3 separate regions of the Mus musculus genome follow, and all the other regions are linked to region 3. The links are chromatin loops, found by intact Hi-C in ENCODE. Cell type or tissue: heart. All regions are shown on one strand.

Region 1 (5,000 bases), 820 kb after region 3:
TTCAGTGGTGTGGACTCCATAGTCACGCTCACACATGGCTGCACTCTGTGTCTCTGTGTGGATGTCTCTCTGGTGTAGAAGTCACTTCACCAGAGCGGATGAGTCCTCACGTGTGTGCACTTGGGGGCCTTTTCTCTTGCAGTAAATGTAGCTTAAAAGCTGGTGACGGGGGCTCTTCCTGAACACCAACCACAGCACATCATTTTTCTTTCAGGGAAAAACGCTAGAAATTAACCTGCAAGGGGCAAGTCTCTCCTTTACTTCCTCTTTCTGCCTTCTCTTCCTCTGTGTGCGTCTCCCTCCATCTCTGCCGTTCTATTTATAGCTTAAGGCTTTCATGTTTTCACACTTAGCATATAAACGTCCTGTCTTACATGAGAGAGGGAGCACAGAGTGGCTCTGTAATTAGATCAGCACTCTGTTCCAACGGCACATGCTCGCTCGGGCTGGACATTGTTCCCTGCTCCACTCCCACCAGCAGACGTCACCAAGCCTCAGAATCCTGCCCGAACCCCTCCTTCCATGTCCCTTTTAATCCCTAATGACAGTCCTCCAATATGACTGTCCCCGGCTCCCTATCTGGTCCTCTTCTGCCACATTGGAGGTGACTTCAGTGTGCTCCACCAGGGCTCAGAAGAGCCTAGCTCTCCACTCTGATCTCTATGCAGAGTGGGAACCATCCCTGCTTGTTAAGGCCATCAGAATGACAGCCCACAGGGACAAAGCTCACCCCTCAAACTCGCTAGGTCCCCAGTCCCTAAAAAATAAGAAGACACAATTATAAAGATTTAAATTAAATGGAAAAAATACAGGAGCTAGGAAATGAGGCTTCATTTCCAAGCCCTCTTGATGCATGTTAGCGAATATTGTTGAGAACAATTAGGGCTGTGTGAGTGAGGGGTTTTTCCTCACTCGCTTGTCAGGTCAGAAGACAATCTGTTTATTTTCCTGATACAATTTTATTCAATAAACTGAAAGGATGGGAGCCGGGAAAGGGGATATGAACAGGATGTGTGCCATCAATTTGTCAAATAAATAACCGTGCTTGGAAACAACAGATTTTATTAATTAGACAGGATGGTGTATTATTACCATTAAAGTGTTATATTGCATTAATTTTTATATTTTACTCGGCTACTAATTACTGTAAAAGATTTCGGGAATGAAGCAAAATAAAATCATGCAGCATTATACATAATGTAAAGATAGCGTGAATTAATTTGCCCACTGATCGAGAGAGAAAGATGCACTGGGGCTGTCTGTGCTTCCTTGGCTGGCCTGGCCCGGGAGCCCCGGAAGCAGCCCTGTTGTTGGCAGGCAGAGGGGTGGGAGGTGAAGGATGCCTTGAAGCCTGGGGTTTGAGGTCAGGCACTGGACTACTGGCTCTGTAACCTTTAACAAATACTCACCCAGAGATCTCCGTGTTCAGTCTCCACTTGCCTTATGGCAACTGTAAGAGTTTGCCAGGAGAGAGAGAGAGAGAGAGAGAGAGAGAGAGAGAGAGAGAGAGAGAGAGAGAGAGAGAGAGAGACTCTTTCAATGTGGGAGGGGTGGAAGGGAGGATGGCAGGATTTGTGCAGGTGTTAAATGAAAGAGTATTCAGAGGTCTAGATCCAGCCTGGGTAGGCTAATGCCCAGGTCCTGGTAGAGCCAAGAGGCCAGGTCCTGAGAGAATCATATTTGCAGCTTCTCAGCCACTGCCCTGCTGGGACATACTGCATCCAAGTGGTGCAAAGCTGGCTGCTACTAAGGTCAAGACAACAGCGCCATGAGATCCTTGTTGTAAGTGCAGACCAGAGGTCTGGATAAAACAGGTGTCTCCCCCAGGGAACCCCATCAGGCATTGGTACCACGGGAAGGAAAAAGCACACCTCACTTCTGTGCAGCCAGACGTGAGCTATATGGATACAGCCATGTCCCCCTGAACAGAGGTTTATTCTTTAGCTTAGAAAATAAAAAGTAAACTTTTGTGCTCCCTCCGCGCTCCCCTCTCCCACCAAACAACAACAAAACCAGGTTGTCTGCCCAGGCAGGGGAATCCACGCCTGGCACAAGGTCTGATGGGGGAGGCAGGATGGGTTGGGCGCTCTTTGGGAACTCCCCATGACTACAACGCTGCAGGAGCCAATGGAGCCCCCACCCGCAAGATCCTCGCTGACCTGGGCAGTGCGGCCCACTCCCCCCCCCCCCCCCCCGGGGGGTGTGCTCCCAGGCGCAACTCAAGCCCAGCCGCGTTTTTCTGCAGGCTAGGTCTCCATAGCCAGGGCCCAGGAGAACCCACATTTCTCACGACCTACTGCCACCTACTGTCCATAGATGAGAACTGCAAGCCTCTTGGAAGTGTCCTTGGGGAGCCAGAGCAGCGACTCTGGGTGCATCTGCTTAAAGCCTCAGTTTCCAGAGTGTTCCGGAACTGCGTTGTGTGGGAACAATTCTACCAGACCTCTTGAACCCTTGTGCTATATCTTACTTGGGTGACACCTGGGAGGTCTGAAAAGGTTTCCCCTGGGGTTAAAAGGTTCCTCAGAAAGGATCAGATGTAAAATTTACAGTGAATGTTCCCATTTCTGATTCTCCTGGTTAGACCTTAATCTGTGCTGGAGTCTGACCTCCCTGACCAGGGCATGCCTTCAACCTTTTTCTCTTTTACTTGCCCTAATGTTACTTTGTCTTAACTATTACACGTGTTGTTTGGGCCCGAAGTCCTGTCTGTAGTAGTAATTTAAAAGTTGAAGTCGTATGTGTTCTTGTCCTACTTCCCAAATAATTGACACAAAGATCTATTAAGTTGATTACCAAGCTTTAACCTCTGTGACTTGGCAGGTATTCATCTATTCTAACAGTCTAAGCTATCTGTTGCTCAGCCCCAGGGCCCTTTACCTTCAAGCTGAGTCTCACCATCTTGCTCTGGTCCGAGCATTGCCTATGTCTGTTCTCTCCTGGTGAACTGATGGTGAATCCCTCAGTGACCTGCTCATCAGGACTTCTTCTGGACACACTGTCTCAGGGTTTCTCCACGTAGTCTCTCTACCTTCTTTCCCCGTGGCCCTTCTCTTCTCTCTTTCCTCATGGTCTTTCTCTTAGGTCTCTCTTTCTGGAACCAGATAAAACTTCAGCTTGAAATTACTACTGCATCTGATTGCACTCTGGCTGGCCAGAAGTTATTTAACCCTTTTTTTTTTTAAAAAAATACTCAATATTATTCATCTTTAAATCTAAAACGACCATGCTTTCCATACAGTTGGTCATAGTATGAAATGAATGACGATATACGAAGGACCAGGAACGAGCCTGGCATTCAGTAGATGCTTTACAAGTGCATAGTAAGGGATTATTCAAGGCTCCAATTATCTGCATACTATCACAAGATTTCCCTTCATCTTTTAGCTCCCTAAGTGCTAAAATCATTTCAGAATCAGTCACGCTATCAATCATAGCTACTTGCACAGGAGAAAGTAGTACCATGTATCTATCTATCTATCTATCTATCTATCTATCTATCTATCTATCTATCTACCTACCTACCTACCTACCTACCTACCTATCTACCTATCCATCCATCTATCTGTCTATCCATTCAATAAATGTTCTACACACAATGCTCTGGGGTTAAAAGGGTGGAACTGAAGACTGAAACTGAAGACTGAGACCTTTCATTCACAGAGTTTATAGGGTTAAATGAAGACAGAACAAATGAGTCAGGCATGGGGCCACATTCCTACAATTTCTGCACTTGGGAGGCAGAGGCAGAGGGTTGTAGGAAGTTGGAGGCCAGGCTGGTCTACATTAAAAATTCAAGGCCATGTAGAGAATGCAAGGGGCTATACAGTGAGTGAGATTCTGTTTCCAAAACAACCCCAACAAATAGATGTACAGATGAAGTGAATATTAAAGCAAGAATATCCAAGGTATCTGAAAGAAGTATGGGGTGTGGGGTGGGCCTTCTGCAGATGGGGCCAGCATAGGGCTCTGAATGAGAGGTGTCTGTGTCGAAGGTGGTCTGATGCAAACTTGAAGTATGAAAGAGGTAAATGGTGGCTTCCTGGGGTATACGGAGGAGCCTAGCTATGAAGGGGAACAGGCACATGATCTCAGTCTTGCTGAATGTGTGCACATACAAGTCAAAGCCCAGAGGTCTGCATTCTCAGAGGGAGGGGATGGTATTGCATGCAAAGTACAGTTCAATAGACCTGATTATAAAAAACAAAAGATGAAAGAAAAACAAACTGGACCAGGTAGTGATGTGCTCTGTTAATAACAGCAATATGGAGGCCAAGAGAATCTGGAGTTTATAGTCAAGCTGAGCTACATGGCAAGACCTTGTCTCAAAGATTAGCAGTTGCTGGAGGAGAGAGATATCTTTTTCTTCCGTGGTGTAGTCACTGGTAAGTGCCCAAGCGCCTGTAAAATAACTGCTCAAACCCATGCTCCTGTAAGCAACCCTAATTAAACTCATTAGTTTACACACACACACACACACACACACACACACACACACACACACATACACACACACACACTCACACACACACAGAGGCATGAAGGTAGGTAGGAGTTAGTTGCATGAAGTGAGATAGGAATTTGGGGACAAGATAAGACATACACATATAAAAATGTCATAATGAAACTCACTGTGTTATATTTAGTTCTTTAAAAAAGAACCCTAACCAGCAGAGTAACTAAACAAACAAAGAAGTGGGAAAGACTAAAATAAGGTGAGACAAGACATGGGAAGAAGAGACAGGAAAAAAGAAAAGAAAGAGAAAGGGAGAGATGGAGAGTTATGAAGTGAAGAAGGCAAAGAAGAGGGTCGCCAACATCAGCCAGAGCTGACGTATAGCCCAAAAAACAGGGAAGATCTTGATCCGCCTGGAGAACATGGGAAAACCCAAATGGACCAAGCTTGGTGAGGAAAGGACACCAGCAAGAGATAAGGTAGGGCCGTGGCCTTCGGAGTTTACTACAAGGACCTTTGATTTTCCGTAGAGTCCTGAACTCTC
Region 2 (5,000 bases), 670 kb after region 3:
GCAGGAAGGACCCCACAGCCTTATAGAGTTTAAACTTGAGGAGTGTGGATTTTCCTCTTTCCACCTATTTTAATTAACTTCCCCCTTCCACACACCCCTCCCCACAAACTTCAGGCTACAGATGATGTTGCTACACTTATTTTTCCCGATGAAGGTATCGAGGGCCAGAAATTAAATAATTTGTCCAATGTTGCTTAGAAGGTAGTAGACGTATGATTTGACATCAAGGATGGGGGAGATGGCTCAGTGGACAAAGGCACTTGCTATCAATCCCGAGTTTGATTCCCCAGGGCCCACATGGTAGAAGGAAAACAATTTCTGTGAGTGGTTCTCTACCTTCCACATGCACCCTGTACCTTGCCCAGCCTCCACAATGCACACATGCACACCACACATATCTGTAGAAACAACTTTACAGTTCTTGAACACCAAAAGTTTGCCTTCAGCCCCTCTGTCATAACCAGTGTTGCCATGTGTTTAAGATTGAGAGAGAGAGAGAGAGAGAGAGAGGGAGGGAGGGAGGGAGGGAGGAAGGAAGGAAGGAAGGAAGGAAGGAAGGAAGGAAGGAAGGAAGGAAGGAAGGGAAGAAATGAAGGAAGAAAGAAATTCAGAGAAGTTAGTCTGGTGAGCCAAGGCCACACAAGGTTTAGAAGCAGAGCTAAGCTGTCTGACTCTTACACACTAGGCTTTACCCAAGCTGTCTCTCCTTCCCACACTGTGGTAGGGAACAGGGCAGACACATCAATGGGTACTATGGCTTGTAGGAGCTGAGAAGATGGAATTCTCTAGTATGATATGCACAAACTGTCTGTGTCTCACATCAGCGAGCTGGGGGGGAGAGTAGGGACAGAATACCAACACACCAAATATTACTCTAATTTGCTCAAAGGCTGTGATTGTATCAAGTTCTAGAAATAATGAGTGAAACAGACGGTTAGGCCACTGCAGCTGGCCAGCAAATTTTTGGCTCAAGTGTTATAATTATTAAACACAGGGGAGAGAATGGGTGAGGAGACAGAGGGAAGAGAGCGCACACAAGCAAGTCCAACGCTTAGTTTGAGCTAATTTATCCAAAAAACTATACAACCCAAGAAGGCCAACACTTGCTTAAATTTAGATTTGGACACGACTCCTGTCACACACACATAAATGACTACTGTTTCCTGGACACCCACTCAGCACACACAATCACTCCCTCAGCGCTGCCAGCCCGCTGGAACAAAAGGGATTTTGATTCTGAGATTCTGATTATTTTTAAACTTTAATGATAAATCCTTTCCTTCTCCACATTAAAAAATAAAGGCTATGCATCTTGCCATTAAGGGTCCGCTTGCTGCTGCTTGGTTCTCCCAGGCACTTATGTTGTTTAAATTTTAATTTCTGGGTTGAAATTTTTATTGAAAACATCACTATCTTTCTAAATAACAACAAAAAAAGTTTTCTTCTCTTGTCACTGTCATAGTTTGCTGCCTTGGTGGAATGTGTGTGTGTATGTGTGTGTGTGTGTGTGTGTGTGTGTGTGTGTGTGTGTGTGTGTCTGGCTTTTCCAGTGATTCTGTGGCTTGAAATTACTAGACCTGCCCCCAGACAAGTGGTTCCTGTTGTTTTAAAATTTTTATTACTTTTTACTGATTCTGTGTGTGTTCACGTATACACACATGTGTGCCACAGTGCTGATGAATCAGAGGACAGTTTGCAGAAGTCATTTCTCTCCTCCCATCATGTGGGTCCTCGGGTCTTCAGGCTTGGAGGCAAGCACCTTTACTTGTTGAGCCATCTTGCTGGCCTCGATTATTGTTGTTATTGTTGGTGGTGTTTTACAATCCAGGGCTTGTCTTGAGGGCAAGTTGAATACTTAAGACCTTACATCGTGGGTCACTGTGGAGCAAAGCCCCTCTATAATAGTGACATTAAGATAGTGTAGTGACAAGACAGTCCCCATGTCCTTGCCACTGCCAGGCTAGCTCCAGGCGCTCTCCATTTATTCTCTTTCTATAATCTTCAGCAGGGGATGAGGAAGCCACCATGACTCCTGTCCTAGAGGAGACAGATTGTGACAGAACTTCCTGCATCCCAGGGGAAGCAATGCCATCATTTATCACTCTGGACGAGATGCTGACAGCCACAGATATCAGTGGAAAATCTGATGTGGAGAGCTGAGAGATATCCAAAGAGAGATGTTTCTAGTTAGGTACTGGCCAAATCCAGGCAGACGGCCTAACAAGGAGAACATTTGAGTTAAATATGGAAAGCAGACAGGATTCTGACAGGCGAGGTGGGATTACACCAGACAGCATTCTTAGGAGTCAAGAGAGAAGGGAAGACAAGCTTATGAAGGATGGTTCAGCTATTGAATGAGGAGAAGGCCCATGCTTGCTCCATGGTTGGTTCCTGAAATCCGTGGACCCTTACCTAAGGACATTCACCTTTTCCCTGCTCACAGTTGTGTCCTTGCTCACAAATGTGTCAGTTGGGAGGGAACACACTGTTAAGAAAGATCAGCCTTAGCAAATGGTGACAGGCAATCTGTGCAGGTAGAGGGAGGAGCAGTACACTACGGGGAGGCACTTCAGTAGCGGATCTTCCTAGCTCTATTTCTTGTCTAGCTTGCCCTGCTTGGTCTCAGGCCTTGGGTCCTGGCTGTCTACTTTGGACCCCCAGGTGGCCCCATGGGTCCCAGTTTGACCCTCAGATAGCTCTCTGCTGCCCCCATCTGGCCAAGCGACCCATGCCACAATTCATTTGCAGGGCCTGGCCTAGAGTTCCCAGAACATTACTGCCAGGAACATAACTGATCCCGTGACTGGACACGATTCAGAACACATATTCTGTGGTGAACAGGTTCATGTCTATAAGTACCCACAAGTGACCTTGAAAGAACATCGAGGAGTGATCACTATTATTGGTGGTTTACAGATGGAGACTCAAAGCAGAGAAATGCAGTGTCTTTAGGATATGAGCTATGAGTATTGATCAGGTGCTTACCTGTTTTCTATTAAGATCTGGGACTCCTGCTATTGAGCTACTTCTGCCCAGATCCTGCAGGAGGGGAGACTGGCAAGATGTAGAGTAAGGGTATGGTTTGCCTCAGGGGCTAGGCAGGGTTGGAGGGATGTGAGGAACGGGAGGGGTAGCCATGCTAAGAACTGTATCATTGTGGACTGAGGCCAAATCGAGAGGGAGAACTTTGTATGGGAAATGGAAGGCAGGGAATCTTGGAGCCAGAAGCACAAAAGGCCACAAAAGGAGCAAGGGGCACCAGCTCAGGGCTTAGTGCTCAAAGCGATGGCTGGCATGGTGGCTTAGGACTGCCTGGGTGTGTCTCTCAGTTTCCTTAAATGGATAGGGTTCTTTCTGGCCCAAGACATCATTCCAACTTGACAGCATTTGAGGGTTAAGTCTCCGTCTCTTAGAAAAGTCCTATTAAGGAAAACCCACTGGCATTTTTCAAGCTGAGAGCAAGGCCCGGAGGAGTGGCAGCCAGACAGGGTGGTTTCTAATGGAGGCACAGTGGGATGGGAAAAGCTAGGTCAGGGGTGCAGCTGGCAGCTGCAGGAGGGAGAGTCTGAGAGAGGTTGGGGAAAGTCAAATGCAAGCTTCTCCCACTTCCCACTTTAGCCTGGGGCCAGCCATGGGCACAATGATAGCATTTTATTTTTAACAGAACAATTCTCAGGAAGGCTTGGGGTGGGGGCAGGGAGAGGTAGGAACAGAGCTATCCCTTTGCACAAGTGAGTGTGTCCGAATGACCTGGCTGGACCAGCAGAAGTTGTGAGTGGGTTTAGAGAATGCACAGAGTGCCAGAGGTGGGTGTGAGAGCTGGGCATATGTATGCACATGTGTTCTCAGTCTCTAAACGTTCATAAATCTTGTAAGACACCTCCATGCCCTAAGTGTTTCCCATCTACTTACACAGCCATAGTTTAACTCTCTTCAGAGAGCAGGGCAAAGATGAGTGTCACAGTGCTATAGGAGCCTTCTGGGCAAGCATCACTCAGGCCTTATGGCAAGCAACAGACAATCATAATGTCACAGAGATTCAGTGCAAGGATGGGTGAGAACCTCACCTGAAAGCAATTTATATTTTAAACCAAGAAGTCCCTGTGGACCCTTGTGGTCTTTTTTTTCTCCTGGGCAGTGAAGTCCTTGATTCAAGTTATCTCTGTACTCATTGGTTCCAACCAGATCCTAAGTCTGAGGGTGTAACTGTAGAAAGCATCTTTTCTGACAACCTCATGGACCAATGGACAAGTGAGTCTGACATTGGCAATCCTATTGCCAGCCACCCGGCATTAAGAATAACTTGAAGCTACTCCACTTAGCAAATACATAGGAAATATTGTTCAGGGGCAGAGGCTGTGTAGAAATTGGCACCATAAAGGGCATGTCTAGAGCTGAACATTGGGACACACCTGCAGTCCCAGCCCTCAGGAAACTGAGTTATCAGGGTCTTGAGTTTGAGACTAGCCTTGGGTACATAGTGAGACTTTGCTTTAAAGAAAATATCCAGTGTAGGGATCGATGTAATTTCTGTACCTCTCCATAGCCTGGACCATAATTCTTTTACATAGGTGTTCAGGGTACCAAGCTCAGTTCTTCATGCTTATGAAGCAACTGTTTGCCAGACTGCACCATCTTTCTAGCCTGACATATAATTTTTGAAAAAAATATAGTATTAGGGGAGATGTTCAGAAGTTCTCTAAAAGGAAAACAATCTAGAATTGAAAGATATTCACGGAATATATATCTCATTGAGTCACTGGGAAAGTGTGAGGTACCCGTGGCAGAGTCCTTACCCAGCCCTGCTCTAGCACGAGGCGGTTCAGCATCTTTTGAGTATTCTCAGCAACTACTAGAAGTGGCAGCACAGGTGCCAGGTCAAACCTGTGCATAGCATGATCAAAGTCTCAATCGCTAAGCCCAGAACAGACCCAGCCAGCAGCAGGGATACTGAAGGGTGTATCTCATCAAATGGGTGGTTAAGGATTTTGTTTGTTTTT
Region 3 (5,000 bases):
ATTGACGTCCTCATCCTTCGCCTTTGCTCCTCTTTTCCTCAGAGCTTCCTACCTCTCTCCCGCTTCACTTTACCTTTTTCTTGGTTCCTTCTCCAGCAATCCCAGTCCCTAGCAATGCTCCCTCGGTCCTTTCTTTTCAGCCTGCTTCTCCCTCACCTAGTTCTTGTTCCTTGGCCCCTCTTGCCCGGAATCGCCCTCCTCTTCATGCCCCTGTAGCCGTTGCTTCACTCTCTGCGTCCCGGGCGCGTTCTCTAATTCCAGTCTCTGCTCTAGCCGATCTCTCTGCCCTCCTCTCTCAGAGGCTTGCTCTTGCCTCTGCCTCCTGCTCTCCCCTCCCTTCTTCCCCGGCCCTTCCCCCTCCCTCCCAGCCGCCCCGCCTGGCTTGCTGCCTCCTTCGCCTCTTGTCTCATCTTGCCTGTGTTGTCTGGGAGGGGAGCCCTGCCTCCTCTCCCTCGCTCAGATCAATGCCCTGGCCACTCACTTTCTGATGTTGCACGACGGGAAATGCTTTGAATACTTACGACATGGCCGCTCACACTGATTGCCAAGATTGACAGCACTAACCATCGCCTTCACTTGTTTCAAGGGGGAAAGCCCCCTGTCACCCGGCTCCGCGTGCACCTCCTGGCACCCCGGCAGCAAACTTGTGCGCTCAGCGCTCCCCCCAGGGCCCGGGACAGGACACCCCCGCAGACTTGAGTTAACGGGCGGCGGGCCGGGGCCGCAGCGCTGGGGACCTGCTCCCTTGCTCCCCAGGCTCAGCTAATTGACTTAGCACCGACTCCCCTTTCTTTAATTTTTAAAATTTGTATCTTTCCCTTTTTCTTTAATGTCTTTTACTCCCGCGGCGCAGCGCACAAGGAACCCTCCCGAGAGGTACCATCCTGGAGCCCGCCCAGGTAACCGGGACGGAGCGAGCGAATTAAGAGAGCGAGGGAGGCTGAGTGAGAGAGCAGCAGTCATAGCTACCTGTTGGGGCGCCGTAGGGGGCAGGGGACAGGAGCCCCGCGTTAGGCTGGGCACTGGCCTCAGCGCCTCCCACTCCTGCCCTTCCCGGCACCTCTGGGGTTAGTTTCTCTGTACGGGGACGGCGGCTGGGGTGGGACAGCGGAGGGACGCGAGGCAGTCGAGCGCAGCCTTTGGCAGAGCCGCGGCTGGCCGGGAGGGGACTGGGAGGAGGGTGCTCGCCGGCGGGCAGGCAAGCGGGCGAGTCGAGGTAGAGAAAGGGGCCCGGCGCCGCTCCCTTGCTGTGGACACCCTGTTCCTCAGGATGCCTGCCTCTCTCGGAGAGTTGTGCCTTACTCCGGAGGCGGTGACAGATCTGCGTGGCGGGTTTCTGGTTTTCTTGCCCCCACCCCTTCCCCAAATCACTCCGAGAAAACACATGTTGTAGCCGCAGATAACTGTGCGTAGGACACCGAGGCAAAAGGGCAGGGAGAGACAGCCAAAGCCACCTTTGACAGCAGAAGTGTTATCGCCATCGCAAGTATTCGTCCGGAAATCTGTCTGCCCTCTTGGCCCACCTAATTCCTCCACCTTCGCCTCCCCAAGTAGATAATCTATAGAAGTGGGAATGAGATGAAAAAGAAGTCAGGTGGCTTAGAGAGTGAATTGTTAAGTCTCCGTAAAGTTCGAGGTAGGTATTTCATGGAAGTTCGCACAAGTGTGGGATGGAAGAAGTTGGTGTGCCTACTGTGTTGTGTTAGTGTTTCTCTCTCTCTCTCTCTCTCTCTCTCTCTCTCTCTCTCTCTCTCTCTCTCTCTCTCTCTCTCTCTCTCTCTCCTTCTCCCTCCCCCTCCCCTCTCTCTCCTCTTCCTCCCCTCTCTCCCTTTCCCTCGCTCTTTCTATTCTCCAGCTTAGGGTTCAGATGGGGCTCTTGGATGGCAATGCCCTTTGTACCCACAAGAGGGCAACATCTTGAGGGCTTTGTGAACACTGGATCTTTCATCGCGGCATGCTTGCTTGGGTTTTGAGAAAGTTTTAGCGAAACTTTCAAAGTGATATTTTATGTTATTCATAATATCAAAAAGTAAAGTCATAAAAAAGAAGAAACAAGAGAAAGGTGGAGGAGGAAAGGATGGGGAGAGGGAGAGAGGGGAGAGAGGGGAGAGGGGGAAGAGGGGAGAGGGGAGAGGGGGGAGAGGGGGGAGAGGGAGAGAGAGAGAGAGAGAGAGAGAGAGAGAGAGAGAACAGTTTAGATTGCCAGGGGAGTCTGAGCCACAGAAGGTGGGGGAGGGCTGTTGTAATTGTGGGTTTGGCCGACTGACGACTGGAGTGCCCTCTTCGGCAATCTTAGTTGTAGCCGGAGGTCATGTAAATCGACCTTAAAAGAATGCATAAGCCATAAATTAAACCCTCACCCAACGGCTGATCCATAAGTAGACAAAATCTAACCTGGACAAAACGGGCTTCCTTTAGGGCCGAGTTAACCCCTCTCCCCCAATAGAAACTCAATGCGAAGTTAGTTTTGTTAGAGAATGAATATTTTGTTTTCTTGAAAAGTGTCGATTTGCCGTGTGACTGCGCCGCCGCAGTTCTAAGAGGCGTCAGTGTTAGCCAGGCTGTGGCTCAGGGGCCGGGAGGACCCGCAGGGCTTCTGAACCTCCCCCATTTCGGACTGGGATCGTTGGCTAGTTGTGGGGTTGACGCTGGCCTAGGGCGGGCGGGACTCCAGGATCTTCGTAGCTCTCCGCGCTAGGGGTGAAATTTACCCGGAGGATTAAAGAAAACCCGGGTGGCTAGAAGCCGCGCGCTCCCTCCTCGCCCTCCACCACCGGGGCTTCCCACGACTTTCCCGGGACGCTCGAGTTCCAGTTCCCCTTGCTCCCTCCACTATTGCACTTTACTTTTAATGGTCCTCTCAGCAGTACACAAACCGAACTCCAAGGCAGTTTGCAACCCAACGGTGGTCCTTTTTGCTCAGCACGCTTGCTGCGCAGGCTGGCCCGCTGACGGCGTGGGCGAGGGACAGCCCCGTAAGGCTCGCGCGGGTTCGGCTTCCAGGTCCTCTGCGCTTCAGCCGGCACCCTCGGCTCAGAGCCTGACCCGCAACCTTCGTCCCTCTAGGCTCTCTGCCCGGCCCGCTACTGGCTGCCCGCTGCGGGCCGATGTTCGGAGCACCGGCTGGGCCCTGGGCGGGAGGCGGTGTTGGCGAGGCTCGCCTGCCCCGGGGGAGCTGCTTTCGGCTTTCTCCCTTAAAGGGCAGTACGAAGAAGGACCCGGGTTTGTGCAAAGGCTGCTGGGGCTGAACTGCTGCAAATGCAAAGGAACGGCCGGGCTCTGCGGAGGACAGACTGGCTCCGGGTCCGCGCAGCTTTAAGATAAAAAGAATTGGTGTGTTCGGATAGATAAAAGGTGGTCGTTTCCGGCGTATTATGAGTTTTATTTAAGCTTGTCTGACTCTGACCAAGTTTGAAAATGTTTGTTTGTGTGAATGACCAGTTATCGGCAGCGACTCCAGTTTGTGGTCTAAAATAAGTCATTTACTGGGCTGGCAGGGCTGCTAGTTAGCAAGATGGGCTGTTCTAGGCTGCTTCTGCGAGTTGCCTCCTGTAAGGGCCGCACTTGAAGTTTCAGTCTCAAGATAGTCCGAAACTGTCCCAGCGGCACAATAGATTGGGCTCCGGACCTCCAGTTTCAATGTCTGAGAGGGAGTTCTGGTGACTTCTCGGTCCTGGACGCTGGGCTCCAGGGTGAACTCCAGTGGCTTGGCTTTTGGCCCTCACGGAACCGCCCAGCCAGCAACCCAGTGGAGAGAATGCCCCTTCCCCCCGCCCACCAGGGTCTCCTCTCTTCTGTCCTTTGTAGTCACATGTCCGGGTTTTCCCCCTGGTCCGAGAACAGACACAGCCCCGCCCAGTCTATTTCTAGAAGGTGGGTTCGGTGAATAAAAAGGTCAAGTGGTTACGTTCCCGAGCTGGTCCACAGTGAGGGGGGACAGGACAGACACCTGGCAAGGCCCGCCCCGCCTGTCCCCCCAACCCTGGCGGGCCTGCCTGCCTGCGACTGGCCTCCCTAGGCCACATTCTTGTGTTAGGTTGGAGAGGCGAGAGGCGGTAGGAGAGGGAACCCTGAACCGGCCCAGAGCAGGCGAAGCTGATCCCGAGATGGCATTTTGTTTTGAACAGTTGGTGGGGAGGACGCTTCCTCATAAGGTAAGGTGTCAACTGGACAGTTGGCTGCCCAAATGCCACATGTATAATTAGCCTGCGTACTCAGCACCTCATCCCCAAGGCCCATAGGCACGGGCTTGGCTGACTTGAGTAGCTCAGTTCAGCTCTGGATTACAGGATTCCCAAGGGAAGCCTAACCGGCCAGGAGAGCCTGGAGAGGCCCTGGCTAGGAAGACTGACCATGAAATCTCGCTTTTGATTTTTGCCTTTTCTCCTTCTCCAGTTTTTCGTAGTTTTCAGCTAAGGGGCAAGTGCTGGTTAGGAGAAGGTACCCAACATCAGCGGCAGGTTGCAGACTGGATGGGGAAAGGGGAAACAGAACAAACCTGGCCACATCCTACCCACATGCTGCCCTGGAGAATCTGCTCAAACACTCTGTGTGCACTCATCTATTGGGATCAGCCAGTCTTGGCACTGTGTGACTTGGCTTGGGAAGAGACTTCAGATCTGCTCACTTGTCTCCCTGCTTCCCCCACTCTCAGAGGTCTATCACAATAATTTAGTGTCAGTGCCTGATTGTAGTTTCTGCTCCCGCTTCAGGCCTAGTTGCTTGGGGCTGCTAGTGGACCTGGGAGCTGGGCAGATCTGTTGTTTCCCTTCTCATTCCTGTTCAGCTTGGGGTTCTTAGAGCAGAGCTTTGTCTCCCTGTCTGCTCAGATGGATGCTAGTTTCCTGTTGAGCTTCCCGGGACATCCTAGCCTGAGGCCAGCTTTAAGGCTTGTGGCCCTGTGCAGACCAGACTTGTGCAGCTTCAAACATGACCTTTCCTCTGTCATCCCTCTGCCACCCTGGGCACTCGCTGTGGAATTCAGCACTCAGAATTAGGCA

The links. A loop is a pair of places that touch in the nucleus more often than their neighbours do. Peaks named below come from ENCODE experiments on the same cell type or tissue, not always from the same donor. Only the 100,000 strongest peaks of a DNase experiment are listed, where the experiment ranks them.
Region 1: a loop joins it to region 3, with 6 times the contacts of the local background. A loop is called at or near these places in 35 of 42 quality-filtered maps.
Region 2: it touches region 3 in a loop (4-fold over the local background); 21 of 42 quality-filtered maps call a loop at or near these places.

What each region holds. Positions count from the first base shown.
Region 1 is chr7:115,214,253-115,219,252 of GRCm38, reverse strand. No RefSeq gene overlaps it. Among named protein-coding and RNA genes, the nearest start is that of Gm34282, 84 kb to the right of the region's middle. In heart, CTCF peaks have their summits at 2,112 and 2,332 (motif pointing left); a DNase peak (open chromatin) is centred at 2,242; H3K4me3 peaks cover 617 bases; H3K27ac peaks cover 2,639 bases.
Region 2 is chr7:115,364,787-115,369,786 of GRCm38, reverse strand. No RefSeq gene overlaps it. Among named protein-coding and RNA genes, the nearest start is that of Gm45999, 31 kb to the left of the region's middle. In heart, a CTCF peak has its summit at 2,718 (motif pointing left); no DNase peak of the experiment used is centred here; H3K27ac peaks cover 248 bases.
Region 3 is chr7:116,030,014-116,035,013 of GRCm38, reverse strand. The region is part of intron 1 of Sox6 (SRY (sex determining region Y)-box 6); the gene reads left to right. Sox6os (SRY (sex determining region Y)-box 6, opposite strand) reads right to left here and starts at 3,035. Exons shown (of 2, transcript NR_152104.1): 1 at 2,847-3,035; 2 at 2,464-2,694. In heart, CTCF peaks have their summits at 921, 1,121 and 1,908 (motif pointing right); DNase peaks (open chromatin) are centred at 473, 1,073, 3,113, 3,833 and 3 weaker places; H3K4me3 peaks cover 5,000 bases; H3K27ac peaks cover 5,000 bases.